Regions from separate parts of the Homo sapiens genome. Here region 2 is linked to region 1. Evidence: read pairs that join two places in POLR2A ChIA-PET (ENCODE). Cell type or tissue: IMR-90. All regions are shown on one strand. Each heading gives the region's core, and the rest is flanking DNA. Links, peaks and the distances in the headings are about the cores only.

Region 1 (9,984 bases), core at 5,985-9,984:
ACATCAGCTTCAGGCAAGGCTGAATCCAGGTGCTCAAACGATGTCAATGGGGACTTCTGTTTCTCTGTTCCAAGGCTCTGTGTTCCTCTGTGCTGGCATCATTCTTAGGCAAGCTTCTGCTTCATGAGGCCACAATGGCTGCTGAAAACTCCAGATGTACACTCCATCAACTTGGCAACCTAGGAAGAAAGATCACACCCCACTCCCCCATGCCCCGCTTTTTTTTCAGTTCAGTGAAAATCCTGGTATTGAATTTTAGGCTTAATGTGGGTCAAATGTCTACTTTAGGCTCAATATGGATCAAATGACCAGGATACTGATTTGCCATACCTGAGTGTGTGAACCCAAATTGTGACATTTGATCGGTCCCACCTAACCCATCTGACTGAAAGCAGGGGAGGGGTGGGAAAATTAGGGAAGTGTAACCAAAGATGCTGGGCAGGCAAAAAAGCAACATGTATCTCTATGGCTCCTCATTTTCCTTAGAATAAAAGCTCCTTCAGTATCTGCTTTCCCCAACTGTCACTGTCCTATTACCTCCCTCTTGCCCCAATTTTATTCCTCTTCAGCTGTACTTGCCACCTTCCTCTTGCAGGCATTCAAGGAGCACCTATGTTAAAGAGCCTGTGCCACCTATTTGGGCACTTTCTTATTGATACCTCCCTAAACTATTTTAAACAGCAATCTGAGCCCTCATCCCTTCTAATCACTTTTACCCTGATTTACTCTTTTCCTCCTTTTTTTTTGTTTTTTTTAATAGTATTTCTCATATCATGTTTATTATTTACTCTGTCTCCACCTTCATTCCTATCCCCTTCTTTACTGCCTGTGAATGCCAGCTGCACAAGGGCAGAGGTTCTTTGTATCATTCATGAATATATCTCAAGTGCCAACCATCGAGTTGGCCACATAGTAGGTGCTCAGTAAATATGTATAGCATGAACCTGCTACAGTTTCTGAGAGATGCTAAACATCAGGTCAGTTTTAGAGAGAAGGGATTTGCTAGGGTTGCAATTCTACAACAATCCAGATACCCAACTCCCCTGTTATGTACCCATGAGAGAAACATTAAGTTTTCCTTCTGAACTTAGATAAGACCCACCAGGAAAGCACTATGAATCAACGAAGACTTCCTAAAATTATAAAGTTATGCTCTAGGATTGCATACAAGATGGAATTTGAGATATCAGTCCAGGTGTGGTGCAACTAGGGAGTACCAGATGTCTTGTTCAGTGGTGGTAGTGGTAGCTGATGAGTGGAGTATGACTAAGGAGGTAGAAGGCATCAAAGTGGAGGTGATGGACATTGAAAGAGAAACGGAAGTGTCTAAAACAAGATTAGGGCTGGGCATGGTGGCTCATGCCTGTCATCTCAACACTTTGAGAGGCTGAGGTGGATGGATTGCTTGAGCCCACGAGTTCAAGACCAGCCTGGGCAACATGGTGAAACCCTGTTTCTATTAAAACACAAAAAATTAGCTGGGCATGGTGTCACCTGCCTGTAGTCTCAGCTACCTGGGAGGCTGAGGTGGGAGGATCACCTGAGTTCTGGAGGTCAAGGCTGCAGTGAGCCATGATCATGCCACTGCGCTCCAGCCTGGGCGACAGAGTGAAAACCTGTCTCAAAAAAAAAAAAATAGAAATTAAAACAAGAATAGATCTTCATATTTTATACCTTATCTTGGAAGGAGAGGCCTTAGTTACCTGGTCCAAAATTGAAGAGTGCTTTATGTACTGATGGCAAGTATGTAATCATGAGGTATCTTAGTTTATTTTTATTGTGCACCAAAGGGTCGCAACTCTTCTTGCTAAACTAGGACACTTCTGAAAGTAGCATGAGCCAGTGATCATGGAATCCTCCAGGTGTGGGCATGGAACTCCCATTTCATTTACCTGAGCCACAGCTTTCCATCTTTCTGAGATGTGAATAGCATTCATTGGGCCCTCAAGAGATCCAATACCCACTGCCCAATTTCCACTGGTTTTATGAGGAATAGATCTTTGTTACTCCCTATTCTTAAGCTGCTGCTATTGAGAAATGCTATGGAGATATGGAAAGTGTGCTGAGATTAGTAGTGAGTGGGATTGTGCACCACTTCAAATACAACATGCATTTGGAAGAGCTCATGCATTTGGAAGGCCCTGTTTGAAAGGTTATTTCTTAGGGGCTTTCCGAGACAGCTGCCCTTTAACTTAAAGAACAACAAAACAAATTAAACAGTTTGTGGTGAAGGCAGAGCAGAGTGGACCCCAAATTAACATGAGGGCCCATCTTCACTTGGGGGACTCCAGAACACAGATCCCTGGGAATGTCTCTCTTTGCCAGTGACCTTATGTGTTTGTTTAACTGTCCAACTGAGGGTTCACCCTGACATTTAGGCAACAAGTCAGAGCCTGTGAAATTACAGTGACAACTCAAACATGAGAAAGAAACAGCTGCCCAATAGGGCCACAGGAAATACTGCTATTCAGGAAAACTGCTTTTCAGGTTTTTTTTTTTTTTTTTTTTTTGTCTTTATTTCTTTCTCTCCTCAAGAGATGGTGGTTACTGAGCTCTCCTCCCCTGATTGTACTCCAGATGACTGTGGGGGAGGTGGCGACAGGCAGTTCCTGCCCTCTGGGAAGGGGCAAAGAGGTGGGGAAGGCAAGAAAGACGCTGGAGAAAGGTACAGGATAATTTGTGTTGAGACTAGTGCCTTAAAAGGCGGTAGGAACAGATGGTTTAAAGGGAGGAACTGCTTCTTTGCACATCCAAAGAGAATTTCTGCAAAAATCTTCCAGAAACTTTTTGCAATTCTTATCCCCTTACAGCTGGACAGGGCAACTACAAAGTGACGACTAAGTGAGGGAGACTTCGCTTTTCAGTTGATCATTCTCTGCACTGTTTGGTTAACTTATCTTCCATATCTATTGTTTTTTAATTGAAGTGTTTTGAAAAGATCGATTTAATTACAACAAAATAAGTCACAGGGACTTCATTCACTCTACCTTTATTCTCTACGAGCCAGGAAAAAGGGCTTTATTTACCAGCTGTGTGGACTTGGGCTAATTACTTAACCGTCCTGTGGCCTATTACCTCATCTAAAACATAGGGTTAATAATAGTGCTTGCATTGAGGGTGGCCGGAGGACTCAGTGGGATAAGATACAAGGCTAGGTGCTGGTTATGACAAGCACTCAGTAATCCTAGCTATCACTAGTCTGGTTCAAATGCTGTCCTAACACAGAACTCAGCAGCATAGGCTAGTTTGTCCTAAAGACAGGCCCTAGCGGTCATGGCAAGTGACAGCAGCAGCTGCCTCGTGGACTCTTGTCTCTGTTCCCATGGCTGGGGCTCTGATGGACAAGGTTGCATGGTGCATAGATGGCTCCTAAGTGTTCAGGTCATCAGAGGCGGGAAGGAACAGCTGTTTGGGATTGGAACCATGGGAACAGGCAGAAGGCAAGGTTGATGGGGTCACAGACACACCTGTCATTATCTTAGTAAAATAAATTGTCTGCCTAACATCGTGTCCTGATAGATCTGAGAAGAATAGAAAATGTGGAGCGGCCCAACTGGTAAGCAAGAAAAGAAGTATGTATTCTTTAATTTGGTTAAAATGTCATCTTCCCTGCCTTCTCCTTACTTTTCCACTGAATATATGTGGGGCTGGAAGGGTCTTAGCCATATCTAGAATCATAAAATCATTGAATATAAGGACGGAAAGGAACTATATAGATCAAGTTGATCCAGCCCCAAATGTCAATAGTGCCAAGGTTGAAAATCCAGGTCTAAGCTAATGACATCTTCCTCCTTACTAATGGTTACTTTAAAATTCCAGGCTTAAGCCAATTAGCACAAGGTATCTCCAGTAACAAAGAACATGATTTATACTAACTTATACAACTAGGACATTTATTTATCTCATATAGTAAGAAGTTCAGCAGTAAGGCAGACTTCAGGTCTGGATGATCCAGTAGCTCAACAATGCCATAAAGTTTAGTTTTTCTCTATTTCTCTACTCGACCATTCTTGGTGTGTGAGCTGCGTTCTTAGGCTGTTTTCTAAGCTGTCTGTCAGTAGCAGGTGGGGGTGGTGTGCTTTCTTGTTTCTAACCCATGTTGGGGTCGGAAAGAGACAGAGAGGAGAGAGAGAGAGAGAGAGAAGGGGGAGAGGGAGAGGGAGAGGGGGAAGGAGGGGGAGGGAGGGAGAGAGGGAAGGAGGGAGGGAGAGAGGGAAGGAGGGAGGGAGGGAGGGGGAGAGTGAGAGTGAGAGTGAGAGTGAGAGAGAGAGAGAGAGAGAGAGAGAGAGCACACCTGTTTTCCAGCCATGTGATGAGAAGTCCATCATTTCAATCAGATTAAGGCAATTTAGGAAATGTGTTCACTTCTAGACCAGTAATAGTGGTCAGGTGAATACCTTGATTGTCTTAAATAGTGGTCAGGTGAATACTTTGATGGTCTTAAATAGTGGTCAGGTGAATATCTTGATTGGCTTAAGCCTGGAATTTTAAGTCAACCATTAGGGGGAAGATATCAGCTCAAACCTGGATTTTCAACCTTGGCATTATTCACATTTGGGGCTGGATAAATACCTGTTGTGGGGGATGTCCTGTGCCTTGCAAAATGTTCATCACCATTCCTCATCTCTGCCCACACAGTACCAAGAGTAAGAGGCTATGTGGATAGAGGAACAGCTGGGAGGAGGACAGGGACCAGATGGGGCAAGATCTTGTAGACCGTGTTAGGGATTTCTGTTTTTATCTTAAAATTACTTAAACAGATTTTAAATAAAGGATAATTCTAGTTGAAGTCTGGAGAAAAAATAGGAGCAGACTAGTAGGGGAAACAGGGCCCGGATATTGCAGTAGAGCAGGTGATAACTGAGTCAGTTTCAGCTATGGTGGTGAAAGTAGAAATGGAGAGAAATGGATGTATTTGAGTGCTGCTTGGAAGCTAAACTAGTTAGAACCCAGTGCTGGAGTCAATATGAGAGATGAGGAAAGGAAGATATTAAAAATGAAGCATGGGTTTCTGGTTTGTTAACTTTAAGAACACTGGAGAACGATCAGATTGTAAAAGGAAGATCACATTCTGAATATATTGAGTTTGAGGCCTGTCCGAGATATTCAAGTAGAACTGTCAAATGGGCAGATGGAGATAAAAGCGTGGTCTTCATGAGAGAATATTGGACTGGAGATGGTAATGAGCATGCTGAAAACTCACCTTGAGGGACTCTGACACTTAGAGGTTGCAGGTTGGATAAACAGCCATGAATCTTGGAAGGAGAGGCCAGAGGAGTAGAATTAAAAGGGGTGGGAGGGAGTTCCAGGAGAGGGTTGTATTCCTTAAGCCATGGGAAGGGAGCATTTTGAGAGGGAAGGCTTGATCAGCAGTGTTATATGTTGTGGAGAGGAGATGGAGGGTAAGGACCAAAAGATTGTCCTTTGGATTTAGTGACATGGAGGCCATTGGTGACTCCAGCAAGAACCATTTGAGTGTTGAGGTCACAAGCCAGGTTGGAGAAGCTGGATGAATGCATGGGGAAAGACAAGGGACATAGAGTTGATTTCTCTTGGGAAGGTCTGGCTGTGGAGGAAAGAAAAGGGAGGAGGATAGCTGGGGGAGAAGTGAGGATCAGGGAGAGTTTTTCTTTAGGAAGAGACACATGGCTATGTTTAAATGGTTTGTGAGGGTGGAAGAAGAGTTTGGAAAATACAGGAAAGAAGTGGAAATGAATAGTGTAAAGTTACTGAAAAGGCAGGAGGGAATGGAATCCAGGACAAAGGGCACTTCTGCTATTGTAGCCAGAGAGGAGAGAAGAAGCATGCATGTATGTGGATTTGAAGGGTTTGTGGCTGGAAGTTGCTAGCGTTCCTGCTTGCATTCTTCTATGGCTCCCGTCAGTATGTAGCTCAATGTCTACACAAAAGTTGTGGGGAAGCTTCTCTAGTCAAATTATATTTGGGATATGCTATGTTAAGTTTAAGCAGTTATCTTCACTGCAGGACTTTCCAAACCCTTTAATACATAAACTTTCATTGTGAGAGTCTAAGAGGAGGGTAGAGGAAACAGCATTTCCTACTGGACCGCAGAGCTCTCTAAGTGCACAGCCTCTCATGGAACCAGTTTCATGCCACTCTGGGAAACAATGAGCAGAATCAACACCTTCGTTTTATGGCAGAAGAACTTGAAACCCTGAGATGGAAAGGATAGAAAGTTGCTTGGGTGAATTAACAGCCGTGGAGAACACTTCCGTAGGGAGCACAGGGGCTCCCCTAGGCCTTCGCTTGGGTGAGCACAGCCCTCTTACTCTTGTTTGTACTGGTGACCCCAGCCCTCTGCCTTAGCTAGAACCATATAGTTCTACTTTGAAATATGAAATTAGATGGAAAGGCAGCCATTACGTCTTTGTGTGTTACCTGAAAGGATCTATGGCAAGACATAAATCTACTGGCTCTGGCTGGGCGTGGTATCTCACGCCTGTAATCCCAGCACTTTGGGAGGCTGAGGCGGGTGGATCACCAGGTCAGGAGATCGAGACCATCCTGGCGAACACGGTGAAACCCCGTCTCTACTAAAAAAAAAAAAAAAAAAAAAATTAGCCAGGTGTGGTGGCGGGCACCTGTAGTCTGAGCTACTCGGGAGGCTGAGGCAGGAGAATGGCGTGAACCCAGGGGGCAGAGCTGGCAGTGAGCCGAGATTGCGCCACTGCACTCCAGCCTGGGAGACAGCGAGACTCCGTCTCAAAAAGACAAAAACAAAAACAAAAACAAAACACCTTTGCAGCTGGCAGCAGATTGTGTCTGGGATTAAATTTAGCGTCCCTGGTTTCAGGAGAGGCAGACTCCACCTTCCAGCTGTGCAGTCAGCACCTGACTGAAGCTGTTGAAGGTGTCAGCCCCCCTTCTCCCTTTAAAATGTTCAACTCGATGGTTCGTCTGTGACATCATCTAGAAATTGATGCGATGGATAATGTTTGCCTGTTGCTGAGTTTGGGTTTCCCATGAATGTCCATGGGAAAGTTCAGCTTGCTCACTTCTTCCTGCCTGGAATATCTTACCCTTCTTTTTCTCCCTGTGGGGGGGCTACTTTTGTGAAGCTCAAACTTGAGTAAGCTGGAGATCACCTGTTAAACTGTTACTTTTCTGGGCCCCACGCTGGATTCTGACTCAGTCACTCTGGGATGGGACCCAGGAGTCTGCATGTTTAACAAGCACCCCAGATGATTTTGATGTAGGCAATTCAAGGCACCACTCTTTGAAAGCACTGCACACTCTTATCCAGATCTTTTGGAAGAATTCCAGAATTGTGAAATATATGGAGTGGGATTTTTAAGAAAAATTTTGATGTTGAAAGTCAAAGTTATGTAGGGGCTATTTATTTATTTATTTATTTTTAACTTGTGCCTCAGTTTTCTGGTGTGTTTAATTGGGCCAACAGCGGAGATGCCTCTCTCTTGAGGTTGCTGCATGGTTCAAATGAGCTAAATGCAAATGAAGACAGTCTGTAAGCAGGAAGGCCCATGGCAATCACTATTTTGTGTTAAAATACAAGTCTCAGTGCTGGAAAGGATCTTAGTGGCTATGTAACCTAACACTTAAATTTTCAGCAAGAAAGGGCTGGAGCAGAAACCACGTCTTACTTTCCACTGTATTCCCTGATCCAGCTCAGTGCTTCCTCCATAGCAGCAAGCTTAATTTTTGTTGATAAGGACCCAATATTTTTAAGCTTTTGAATGCAAATGAGTCATCACCCAAGATGCCGATTGGCTGACACGAGTCCTATTTGGTCGGATACTAAATAATGAAGAGGAAAAAACTGGTTATTAATGCAAAGAGGCTAGGAAAAGGCAGTGAATAGCGGCCCAAAAATAGCCTCAATAATTATAAGTCTTACAAAGCCTGTTGCGACGTACTTTATGAGTCAAAAATGAAGTGTGTGTGACGTGAAATGAATCATTCTGTGAATAAGAGAAGTAATCTTGCTTATTTAAATGTGTTTTGTCAGCAGTGATGCTCTCTCCTGAATAATGAGTGCCCTTAAACAAAAATGATGGATAGCTTTGTTGGTCTAAGATGAAATGGATACAATTCTGCCGGTAAAAAAAAAATCATGGTAATTTAGTATTAAATGGACTCTGGCCTCACCTTAATAAAAAAATTATAACACACTTAAGTAAGTTTTCATGTATCAACCCTTTGCACTTTGGGAATACATGGCTAGCATCTTTCTTTCACTTTAGAATTGATGGGTAGGAATAAGACCATGTTTCTCCATTTGTCTCTCTCCAGAGCAATCTGTCAGTATTGTTATATGCTATTCTCACAAGTTGCTTATCTTATATAGCAAAATGGTCATATTTTCATACTTGTATTATTTGTAATTATTTCCAGTGTTTTTATTGGGATAGGGGAGATGGCATGCGTTTCCTTGATGTATTGGTACCTCGTTTCCAGAACAAAATTGAGACAGATATATTAAGATTACTGTCTCTGCTGATTTGTTGTGATACATTGAAGGTTTTGGACTTCAATAAATAAATTCCTTCTTCTATTTAAGAGTTTGAAACAATTGAGAGACTCACATGGGGGAAGGCCAAATGAGAGGTCCAAATTTCTCCTTGATGACTGAGTAACTGTTGAGAATGTGGTTTCTCAACCATGGCTAAGAGGATTTGTTAAGATTTCCCTCAAGAATTAGATAGTTGTGACTGTTAGTTTTGCACCACCACCCCCCCATCCCATATCTCCTTTTTCCTTAGTAATAGAGTTCCCAGGCTTTGGTGGGGCACATGTTCCCTCAGGAAAAAACAAAAACAAAAACAAAACATATTTCCCACTCTCCTTTGCAGCTAGATGGCCATATGACCAAATTCCGGCCAATAGGATTTAAGTGGTGTGTGTAACTATTTGGAAGTGCCCTGAAAGGGAAGTCCATCTTCATCTCCTTCCTTCTTCCTGCTAACTGGAAGGTGGATGTGATGGCTGGAACTCAGGAAGCTATTTTGGAGTTCTACCCACATGCTGACAATGATGGAACAAGACAAAAGGCTCGGGGTTTTCTGATGGCCATGAAGTATCATAGTAATCCAGAATGGCTTTACCTCTGTATATCACTTACATTAAAAAAGTATAATTTTCTATCTGACTTAAACCCTAGTTATTTAGGGTATTCTGTCATTTGCAGGTAAACTTAGTCTTAATACAGGCAGTTAAATGTCTCTCCCACAGGGAGATCCAGATCTAGATCCAGATCCTGGAGATCCACATCCTGGCAGAGAGAAGGTAAAAATGTTTTTTGTCAGCAGTGATGGACAGATCACAAAAGAAAACTACTCAAAAGTGGCTGAGCCCTCAACATTATGTTCTTTCCTCCAAACACCAGTCAGGTTAGTCATTGTTTACCCCAAGGAGAAAATGACTGGAGGTACCAAGAGAGGCCAGGAATATTAACTAATGGAGGAACCTCCATATGGAAACATGAGACTTGGAAAAAAGAGGTTCTCCTGAACCTGGGAAATATGAATGCATCAAAGATTGCAAAGGTTGAAAAATAGGACTGACAAAGCACATTCCACTGACAGTAAAGTAGACCTTTGCCATTATGACCAGGGATTCGTGTTGCTAGGCAGTGGGATAGGCAGGACTCATTTATGTAGGTTTTTAAATGCCAGATGGAAGAGCTGTGAGCTTATATTTTGACAAAGAAGGAGGAGTCAGTTATTGTTATGTGACCCTTGACTAGGTACCATGCAAGGAATGTGTCATGGACTTCGGCCCCATAAGGATAATGGGGGATGGCTGAAGCATTTCCCCAACAATCCACAGACAAAGTTTGAACACCTCAGCATGCTGGGGCTCTGATTTGACTACCACCCATCCACCTGTCAGACTCATCTCTTGGCATTCTCCTCCTTGATTTGAGGTTCTAGCAATACCAAGGTGCTTTCAGCTTGCACATTCCCTGCCACCTCATACTTCTGGATCTTTTCCACATGTTATTCT
Region 2 (10,963 bases), core at 6,964-10,963, 580 kb before region 1:
TGTTATCCAGATGCCATCAAGAGGGATCAAGGCTTTCCTTCTATCTCCATTTCCGAGCTAAGCCTAGATTGGACCTCCTTTTTCAAAGTACATTCTAGGACTACCATTTTATGTGATCAAATAAAGGGCCTATTTATATCTGAGCTGTGTCAGGGATGAGTAAACAAAATTCTTCCACTGGGAATTTGGGCACCTTCTATATTCTATGACTCTTTTTTTGTTTTTTGAAACAGAGTCCTGCTTTGTCACCCAGCTTGGAGTGCAGTGGTGTGATCTTAGCTTACTGCAACCTCCGCCTCCCAGGTTCAAATGATTCTCATGCTTCAGCTGCCCAAGTAGCTTGGATTACAGGAATGTGCCAACACACCCAGCTAATTGTTTTGTATTTTTAGTAGAGATGGGGTTTCACCATGTTGGCCAAGCTGGTCTTGAACTCCTGGCCTCAAGTGATCCGCCTGTCTCAGCCTCCCAATAAGATTACAGGTATGAGCCACACTGCCCAGCCCACCTTCTGTGTTTCTTTACTAACAGAAAAATGTAGCCCTTTGCAAAAGTGCATGCATGCAGCATGATAGAGAATATCTTTCAGTCTTGCTCCTTTAGGGGTATATCTTTATTCTTTATGTATTTAATAGCTGATTTCAATAATAGCTCATGTTCAATGAGTGCGTACTATGTGCTGGGCTTTCCATGTTTTAAGCTTTACATGTTTTAGCTCATTCTTAGCAATTCCAGGAAGTAGATGCTGTCTTTAGCATTTTGGTTTTTTTTTTTTTTTTTGGGAAGCAGGGTCTCACTCTGTCTTCCAGGCTGGAGTGCAGTGGCGCAATCTTGGCTCATTGCAACCTCCATCTCCCAGGTTCAAGCTGCTCACCTCAGCCTCCCAAGTACCTGGGACTGTAGGTGTGTGCCACCATGCCTGCCTAATTTTTGTGCTTTTTTGGTAGAGATGGGGTTTCACCATGTTGGCCAGGCTGGAGCATTTTGATTTTACAATTGAGGCAAAGAAGGGAAGCAAATTGCGTAAGGCTGCCAGGTAATAAGTGACTGAACCTGGCCAATCTAATTCCAGAATACATGCTCCTGAGCACTCTGTTAGTTAGTATTCATTTTGGCTGTGATAGCAGAACCCAAAACAACAGTGGTTTAAATTAAATGGAAGTTTATTTCTCTTAGGTAGAAGTCCAGAGGTTAGTCCAAACTAGATAGTCCAAAACTAGACTAGAAGCTCAACTCCACACAGTGCTCAGGGCTCCAGGCTCCTTCTCTATTCCAGTACTCCTAATGTGTAGTTTCATCCCCAACATCCAAAATAGATGCTAGAACTTCAGCCATCTCATCAGTATTCCAAGCAGCAGGATGAAAGAAGAGACAGGATAGAAAAGGGATGAAACACATGCCAGTTGTTTACTATGGACTGTTCCTGGATGCAGCCATGTGACATTTCTGCTTACATCCCACTGATCATAGTAGCAAGAGGGCTGGGGGTAGTTGTTATTCTAGGTGGCTTTGTGACTGGTTATAAAGTAGAGGATTTTATTACTGAAAGAAGGAGAGGAGTAATCAGAGGCTAGATGGGTATATGGAGGGGTAGAGGGAGATGTAGCTGGAGAAAGGGGCAGGGCCTGGGTGATGAGAACTTACCAAGACCCTACATTTCCCCACTCTAATCTTTGGGTTCATTTTCCATTCCAGCAGGTACCAAGGGAAGGCAGGGCCATCCCTTGAAAACCATCAGTTTTGACTGCTGCCTGACCCCCTGAAGCTCTGTAATCAGCACTCCTAGAACACAACTCAGGTGTCCACCTTGGTGGTAAACTTTAGGCAGGTTCCAGCCTGGGACCATCAGTTCATTGGGTTCAAATGGAGGTGGGTGGCTTCTGATTGGTGTCTCCAGAAAGCCCCAAAAGGGAAGGTGGTGTGGGGGAGGAGGACACTGTGATGGGCCACAGCCTCAGAGTGGCTTTTGCCTCTGAACCTCCAGAGCGAGCCTGGAAACCAGCCACGAGAGAGTAACTTCATGGTTTCCAAAGCTCCTTTGCATATGCTATTTCCCTTGAAACATACAAGATTGTGATAGGGCTTGCTCTGCTCCCTGTTTTGCCAGTGAGGAAAAAGGAGTCAGAATCCTCCTGTAATTTTCAGTAGGATAAGGTGAGGTCTCAGAATCTGTCTTTTCACAGGGGTGCCAGGAGATTCTTATGTTTAAAAAACTTTGGGAAACACCAAGCTCAGGGTGGCAAGTGATATAGGAGGGCCACATCTTAGGGGACAGATAAATCACAAGACTGTAGACTCTGTGATGAATAAATGCCCTAATTTATTTTTGTTCTGTTTTGTTTTGTTTTGCGACAGTCTCACACTGTCGCCCAGGCTGGAGTGCAATGGCGTGATCTCGGCTCACTGCAACCTCTGCCTCCTGGGTTCGAACAATTCTCCTGTCTCAGCCTCCCGAGTAGCTGGGATTACAGGCACCCACCACCATGCCCAGCTAATTTTTATATTTTTTAGTAGAGACGGAGTTTCACCGTGTTGGCCAGGCTGGTCTCGAACTCCTGACTTCGTGATCTGCCCGCCTCGGCCTCCCAAACTGCTGGGATTACAAGTGTGAGCCACCATGCCCAGCCAAAATGCTCTAATTTATAACCAGTCACAAAGCCATCTAGAATAACAGCTAACCCAGCCCTCTTGCTACTATGATCAGTGGGATGTAAGCAGAAATGCCACATGGCTGCATCCAGGAACAGTCCACAGTAAACAACAGGGACGTGTTTCATCCCTTTTCTATCCTGTCCCTTTGAGTTATACCTGTCGTCGTCACTGCTCTGTCTCTGTACCTGGCACACTGTAGATACTCAATACATATTTGTTGAAAGGATGAATAAAGACAAGCTTAGATATTCAGACTTTTAGATCCTACTTCCTCTAGTGCCATGGAAGAATCCTAGAAGGAGCTCACATTTTATTATGCTTGCCACCGCAAGATGAGAGATAAGTACTACTAAAACTCATTTTACAGATGTTAAACACTGGGGTTAAATGACTTGCCCAGGGTCACACAAACCCTAAGTGGTAGAACCAGGATTTAAACTCATGTTCTTCAACATGATGCTCTTTTGTTTCTTTAATATGGATCAACTATTTATTCCATTGCAATAGATTTACCATAGCTCAAATCATTCCCTGGGAAACAGAAAGTCTATTCTATAGCTTTTTCATATAACAAGTAACCTAATACACAGATGTGAGCCCTGTCACTTGACACCGCCCATGTTATAGAAAAGTTCCACTCTGCCTCACAGACTATTTGCTCGCATTGAGGTGCCAAACTGGATTGGCGGAGAGGAGCGTATATTGAACTTGAATGTTTACTTTACTCGTGAGCACACACATCTGTTTTTGTTTATGGGGATGGCGGCAATCAGAGCGAGCTCTCCTCAGCAGACATTCTTGACAGTGGATTTCTCTCCCAGTCTGAGAAGTTTTATTATCTCTGAGGCTGGCAAGCAGGCTGTCAGTTTAGACCGTGCCCTTTTGAACCCAGAGGCTTCTGGGCTCTTCTGTTCTTTCCAAAGAGGCATTATTACTTCAGGGCTGAACTGAATCTTAAGGAGATGTGAGATTTTGTGGTGGAGTAACTACATCCACGGGACCTCACATAGACCTGGAAGAGTGAAACAGTTCTAAAAGCCCCTCTCTTATCCATTGACAAATTCAAAGTACAAGAGCTGAGCCCTTATCTGTTCTACTTTCTTAGGGGCCCTCATTCCTCTGCCCTCTTTTGCATCCATTGCCCCAGCTCTTGCACGTGCGGCAGAGGGGAGGTTGCCCGCATGGGGAATAGTTTCTGTTTCCTTCCTTTGTTGACATACCTTTAGGGAAGGCATAATGCACACAGATTGCACTGGCACGTGTTGTCTCGTAACGTGTTTGGTATTAGTAGCCTTCAGGTGGTTTCTGGCTAGTTCTTCCTCTGTCTTAGATGCAGACTGGCCCCTGCACTGTCTTAACACAGAGGCAGGTTTGGATAGTTGGTGGTGGGTTGCATGAGGACTTGGCTTTTTCACTCAGCTACTTTCCTTGAAAGAAGAGTTAAAAGCAGCACTTTATGTTCCTTGGATACAAGCAACTATGACTGGGTTTTTCCATCTGTCCTGTCACCCCAAGTGATGAGACCAGTAGTCAATTCATTGGCTGGCAGAAGGTACATCCTGTGGCACTTTATGTAAGTGAAGCTTTTTCAAAGAGCAGGATATGAAAAATTAGTGGCTATGGGAGGCGTGAATACAGAGGGCCTTGGTAGTAAGTGTGTCCATGAAGTGCTGTTCAGTCTGACTTTGTATTTATAGTCTAGCTCAATAAAAATGATGTGATTTTTTTTCTTGGTTACAAAGGAAATAGGATGGCTCATAGGTCAATAATTCCATATCTGATTTCTTAGACCTGTGACATTTATATCACACTTCCAACAGTTAAAACTTTTGTCTTCTGAAATATCTGCTCATTCCACTGGGAAAAGCATTTTGGAATACACATAACCTTCTGTGACCCCAGCCATTCGTTTCCCTTAACCTCCCCACACCCTGCATGCCATACTTACTTATTTAATTTTTTTTTTTCTTTGAGCCAGAGTTTCACTCTTGTTGCCCAGGCTGGAGTACAACGGTATGATCTCGGCTCACTGCAACCTCCACCTCCTGGGTTCAAGCGACTGTCCTGCCTCTCAGCCTCCCAAGTAGCCAAGATTACAGGCACCCACCACCATGCCCGGCTATTTATTTATTTTTGTCTTTTTAGTAGACACGGGGTTTCACCATGTTGGCCAGGCTGGTCTCGAACTCCTGACCTCAGGTGATCCACCCGCCTTGGCCTCCCAAAGTGCTGGGATTACAGGCGTGAGCCACCGGACCCAGACTATTTGTTTAATTTTACAACCAGCAACAAGCCTAGCATGCCACACTTAAGTGTTCCCAAATTATAACTCTTCCAAGTAACGGGAACTAGAGGTTTCTTCCTGTGGTGCTGACAGAGGTGACAGTGGGTAAGCAACAGGTGGTTAAAGGTTTGAGCAGGAAGGGGCCCTGTACCCACTCCAGTGTCTTTAAGGTAGATATAAGGCATGTGGAAGTGTGAGAACCGGACACTGCCTTCAGTGCTGTGGGAACCCAGGTGAAGTTTCCCCTTTATAAAGTTTTCCCTATGCCTCCCTTAGAGGGATGAGGCAGCAGAACAGAGCTCCCTGCCTTTACACAGCCATGCAGGGTCCAGGATCCCCACCATCTAAGAGAGACAAAGAAAACTGGGAAAGAGATCTGTTATTGAGCTTCCTGCCAATTTTGTCCTGTGGGACACTCAAACTGGATTTAATTTGATATAGCAAAATAAAGAAATACTCACCATACACTCTATGAGTGTTGTGTAAAAATTCTTAACTGTTAACAATATATAAAAAATCAATCTCAATTTGCAAGGATATTAATATTTAAATCAGAAAATTTTCTCCATTAGATTAACACATATATGCCTGGGTACAGTGGCTCACGCCTGTAATCCCAGCACTTTGGGAGGCCGAGGCAGGCCGATCATTTAAGGTCAGGAGTTCGAGATCAGCCTGGCCAACATGGCGAAATCCTGTCTCTACTAAAAATACAAAAATTAGATGGAGGTTGCAGTGAGCCGAGATCTTGCCACTGCACTCCAGCCCCAGCAACAGAGTGAGACTTCATCTCAAAAAAAAAAAAATATATATATATATATATAATATTTCAGTCTCAGGGGCAACAAAGATATTTTTAAAAGCTCACAGCCAATGATGGTGAGTGAGGGTATGGAGAAATGGTCATGCTTACACACTTTCATTAGATACATAAATTGGTACAATCCTTCTGGCACATAATTTGATAAATAATAACAGCCTTAAATTTCGACCTAGTAATTCTTTTTCCACCAGTCTATTATTTAGTGGAAGTTGTTATTATTATGAAATAATCAGAAACTTGGATAAAAATTTATAAACAAAGCTGTTTATGGGAGCATTATTTATAGTTCTAATAAATGTGATGTTAAAAGTATGATTTGAATAATGAAAAATGGTTAAATAAATGATGGCACATCCATAAAATTTAATATTGAGGTAGACGTTAAGGTCCTTCAAAACTATTATGGCTTCCTCCCAGATTAAGTTAGAAATAAACACATGTATAAGCCAGCTCTTGCCGCATAACAAACCACCCCAAAATTCAGTGGCTTAAGACACTGTCAAAATTCATGGACTGGCTGGATGAATCTTTTGGTCTGAGCTGGCTCAGCTGGAACTGGTTGCATGTATGGGACAGCTGGGATGGCTCATCCTCTCTCTCCATGTGGTCTTTCATCCCCTAGGTCAATCTTAGGCTATTCTAAAAGCATGAAGAGAGAAAAGCCCCAATGCACAAGCATGTGTCAAGCTTCTGCGCATGTTACATTTGCTAATGTCCCATCAGCCAAAGTAAGTCACATGGCCAAGCCCAGAGTCAACAAGTGGAGAAATAGACTCAATCTCTTGATTGGAGGATCCGCAAAATATTGTAGCCATTATACACACACACACACACACACACACACACACACACACACACACATTGGCTGGGCTGACGCCTGTAATCCCAGCACTTGGCAGATCACTTGAGGCCAGGAGTTTGAGAGCAGCCTGGCCAACATGGTGAAACCCTGTCTCTACTAAAAATACAAAAATTAGCTGGGTGTGTGTGCATGCCTGTGATCCCAGCTACTTGGGAGGCTGAGGCATGAGAATTATTTTAACCTGGGAAGTGAAGGTTGCAGTGAGCCAAGATTGCACCACTGCACTCTAGCCTGGGCGACAGAGAAAGACTCTGTATCAAAAAAAAAAGAAAAAAATTAAAATTAAATATATATATTTATTTCACACCATGTAACTTGCTTTGGCTAATAAAATATGTATACTTTTCTATATTCTCCTTTCCTCTTGCTCGATGATCAGATACATTTGAAATAGCAGCTGCTCAGTCGGGCTCTGTTTCAAAGTGATCAAAATGCTGTCCTGCACCAGACATGAGGCTTGAATCAGAAACAAACCTTTGCTGTATTAAGTCACATAGAGAATTTTTGTTATTGCTACATAACCTACTTTGTCTAAAGTAATACAAAAATTATGGAGGGACTGAAATGATGTTTTTAGAAAATAATTATGTGAGAAAGAATTCAATAATAAAACTCTTTGTAAATGAGCAGCCTATGAAGCAGATGCATACTTGTATATGTTGTATAATCCCAAATTTGCATTTGTATTTGCAAACACATACACACATATATACTGAAAGGAAATATATCAAAATTTTAACAGTGGGTTACAGGTAATTATTACTTTTTTCTTCTCCGTATTTTCTGAATTTTTGATAATGAGTTTGTATTATCATGGGTAAATGATATATATATTTTTTCAATTTCTCCCTAGCCCGTCCCTATAAGAGTATTACTCAGCTGAGCGTGGTGGCTTACGCCTGTAATCCCAGCAGTTTGGAAGGCCGAGGCAGGTAGATCACTTGAGGTCAGGAGTTCGAGACCAGCCTGGCCAACATGGTAAAACCCCATCTCTACTAAAAGTACAAAAATTAGCCAGGCATGATGGTGCATGCCCGTAATCCCAGCTACTCAAGAGGCTGAGACAGGAGAATTGCTTGAACCCGGGAGGCAGCAATTGCACTGAGCTGAGATTGCGCCACTGCACTCCAGCCTGGGTGACAGAGTGAGACTCTGTCTCAAGAAAAAAAAAAAAGAGTATTACTCATCCCTGTCCATCAGCAGGTGGTTTACTATCCTTCTTGTGGGGGAATTTTATGTCTCCATCTCACTGGACTTGGGCTTGGCCACGTGACACACTTTGGCCAATGAAATGTGAGTAAATATGGTGTCTGCTATGTTGGGTGTTTAAGATGCATTGTGAGTTTTGGCCAGTTTTCTTGCTCTTTCCCAGGTACGTCTCATGAAGGAGTTACTCTCTTAGCCTGGTTCCTGGAATGAGACAGAAATACAGAGAGCGAGAAAAAAATGTTTGTTCTGAGTTGTTGAGATTTGGAGGGGTTTTGTTAACACAGCTAACCTCACTAAGAAAATGTATTTTTTACTTTAAAAAACACACCTAAGAATATGACCATCAGTGACTCATAAGCCACCAAATTCTAAGTCCTGTCTGTAAAGGACACTGCTTCCTTCTTTATCCCACACCATTTTCTCTCTCTCTCCCTTTCAACTTCAAGGTGGTATACTACAAAATCAGGTTGTCCTGAAATAAACCAGTTCACAGATACAAGGTCTACTCTCGTCCTCTTGTAAAGTAGTAGGTCACATTCCCGTTTTCTGGAGATGTACCAGGAGCTGTCACTTCTTTGGACCTCAGGACAGGTTAAAAAAAAAAAAGGAGCTCATCTCTTTTTCTACTGAATATTACAGAGCAGGGGTGTCCAATCTTTTGTCTTCCCTGGGTCACATTGGAAGAAGAAGAATTGGTGGTCTTGGGCCACCAATTTTTTTATGTGTAGTCTTGGGCCACACATAAAATATACTAACACTAACGATAGCTGATGAGCTAAAAAAAAAAAAAATCTCATAATGTTTTAGGAAAGTTTACAAATTTGTGTTGGGCCGCATTCAAAGCCATCCTGGGCCGCATGCAGCCCATGGGCCGCGGGTTGGACAGGCTTATTCTAGAGAATATTTTAACACTGGCAGGGAGTATGGCATCATTCAGAAGTCATTAACCAGCATAGAACCCTTATTCTGAATTAAAGTGGACTTGTTTCTTTCAAAACCTCGCCAGGGATTTCTTAAAATGTACAGAAGATTGATCATTTATACACAAAATGCTCATTTATTCAAAGAAAATGAAACTTCTTATCTTTCTACAAATTACCTAATCCTCCTATAAGCTCCACCCTGCTGAGTAACAAGGAAACTTAGATTTAAGTATTTCAGTGTCCCCTCTGTCTTCTGCTCCAAGTGGCTTGTTAGGGTTTGCTGATTGTGTCGCTGTGGTGGTGGGTGGGTGGAACTCCAATCTTTGTGTTGGTCTCATGCCAGATCTTCACCCGTTTTGAAGAAATGATTTCCCTGTCTACCCTGTCACTCCTCACTCTACCGGCACCTTCTGCAAACATCTGTGGCTACAGTAATACTCTTGGTCTGCTGTCTCTCAGCTCAGCCAGGGTTTGGGGGCCTCCTGGTTAACTTGCATCATCTCAGCTCTCTGAGATTGTGTATTTCTTTAAAGGTGTGGGGATTCCCATTCGATCACCAGCCCAGGTGGTCTGCCCGCAAGCTCCCACTTTGGTAACCCTCTGCTGAGCTTGCCAGCACACCATCTACTTTCTTTATCTTTCAATGGGCCCTTGAAGGACTTCAGGGCACTCTTCACACCACATGAGAGCCAAGGACAGCTGGGCTTAGCAGCCCAGATTGGTAGAGGGTGCACTCTGTTTTGTTCCAATTGCTGCCCTTATACAGGAGAAGAATTTTCTGCCTTGCTGGAAAGATGTGAGCTAGACTTCCTGTCCTTGGCTTTGGGTGAAGGTCACAGAAGGAAGTTGGGCCCTATTATCCCAGTGGTTGCAGTGAGGTCTCTGCAGGCTCTTCAGATCTGAATGAGATTCTCTTCTGCTTCTCTGAGAGTCATTCTCTAGTCATGTTTGGGAGCATAATTCCCATCTGCTTATCATTTCCCCGGCATAGAACATAGGAGGTCAGGATCGCACAACATTCCCTTGTTGTTCTCAGGATGCCTCTGAACTCCGATCCTTGAATGTTTTGCTCCAATTCATGCTGAATTTCTTGAATGGCCCCCAGCACACCGGTGCCATGTTACTTCCTACTTCTGAGCCTTGGCCCATGCTGTTTTCTCTGCCCAGACTGCCCTTCCAACATCCACTGCTCTTGGAAAACTTCTGCTCATCCCCTAAGACACTGCGCAGGACTCTTTCTCTGAGATGTTCACTTCACTCTGGGCACTTTGCATGATGAACTTCATCAAAAAACCTTCTGTGTCTGTCTTCATCATGAGAATGAAGGTCCTAAGGGGCCAGGGTTTCATCTAAAACATTTTTGTTTTCCTAATGTCTGGTACAGAAAAATGCTCAACAAATGTTGGTTTGCAAAAATAAACCTTGGGCTAGTCGCGGTGGCTCAAGTCTGTAATCCCAGCACTTTGGGAAGCCAAGATGGGCAGATCACGAGGTCAGGAGATCAAGACCATCCTGGCTAATACGGTGAAACCCTGTCTGTACTGAAAATACAAAAAATTAGCTGAGCGTGGTGGCATGCACCTGTGGTCCCAGCTACTCAGGAGACTGAGGCAGGAGAATCGCCTGAACCCGGGAGGCAGAGGTTGCACTGAGCTGAGATCATGCCACTGCACCCCAGCCTGGGCAACAGAGCGAGACTCTGTCTCAAAAAATAAATGAATAAATAAATAAATAAATAAATAAAATAAATCTTGGGTAAAGTATGCATGGGATCTCACTGTATTACTTCTTACAACTGCAAATGAATTTACAGTGATGTGACAATAAAAAGTTTAATAATAATTTTTTTTAAATCCCTAAATGAACAGAGCCCATCATTTTTGAAAGCTCCCTGGTTACCCCCTGGTAGAAGACCAGAGTCCAAAGTAAGTCTGAGGCCTTGAAGAAGATGCCATTTTCAAGTGAAGGGTGGATGCTTCAAATTATTAATAGTTGGATCCCCCACTTGCCCTCAGAACCATCAAGTTCAGAAAGCTTTGAAGGAAGTTGGAGCACCTGTTAGCACATACAAATTACAGCAATTATAAAAAGGAAAGCCTCTGGGCAGATGAATTAGAAAAAAATGGGCTTCTCTAGGCTTGGTGGGTGGTAGTGTCTTTGTGTGAAATAAAAGCATGGTATTCCTTCCACTGGATGCTTCAGCCACACAA

The links. ChIA-PET counts read pairs that join two places held together with the same protein. Peaks named below come from ENCODE experiments on the same cell type or tissue, not always from the same donor. Only the 100,000 strongest peaks of a DNase experiment are listed, where the experiment ranks them.
Region 2: POLR2A ChIA-PET joins it to region 1 with 6 read pairs; 2 of 35 experiments call an interaction of 5 or more read pairs at or near these places.

What each region holds. Positions count from the first base shown.
Region 1 is chr12:102,519,681-102,529,664 of GRCh38, forward strand. All of the region lies in intron 11 of LINC02456 (long intergenic non-protein coding RNA 2456), which reads left to right. Among named protein-coding and RNA genes, the nearest start is that of IGF1, 44 kb to the left of the region's middle. In IMR-90, for the core only: no CTCF peak of the experiment used is centred there; a DNase peak (open chromatin) is centred at 7,811.
Region 2 is chr12:101,942,186-101,953,148 of GRCh38, forward strand. No RefSeq gene overlaps it. Among named protein-coding and RNA genes, the nearest start is that of DRAM1-AS1, 17 kb to the right of the region's middle. RefSeq lists enhancers at 7,702-7,821, 9,147-9,256. In IMR-90, for the core only: no CTCF peak of the experiment used is centred there; no DNase peak of the experiment used is centred there.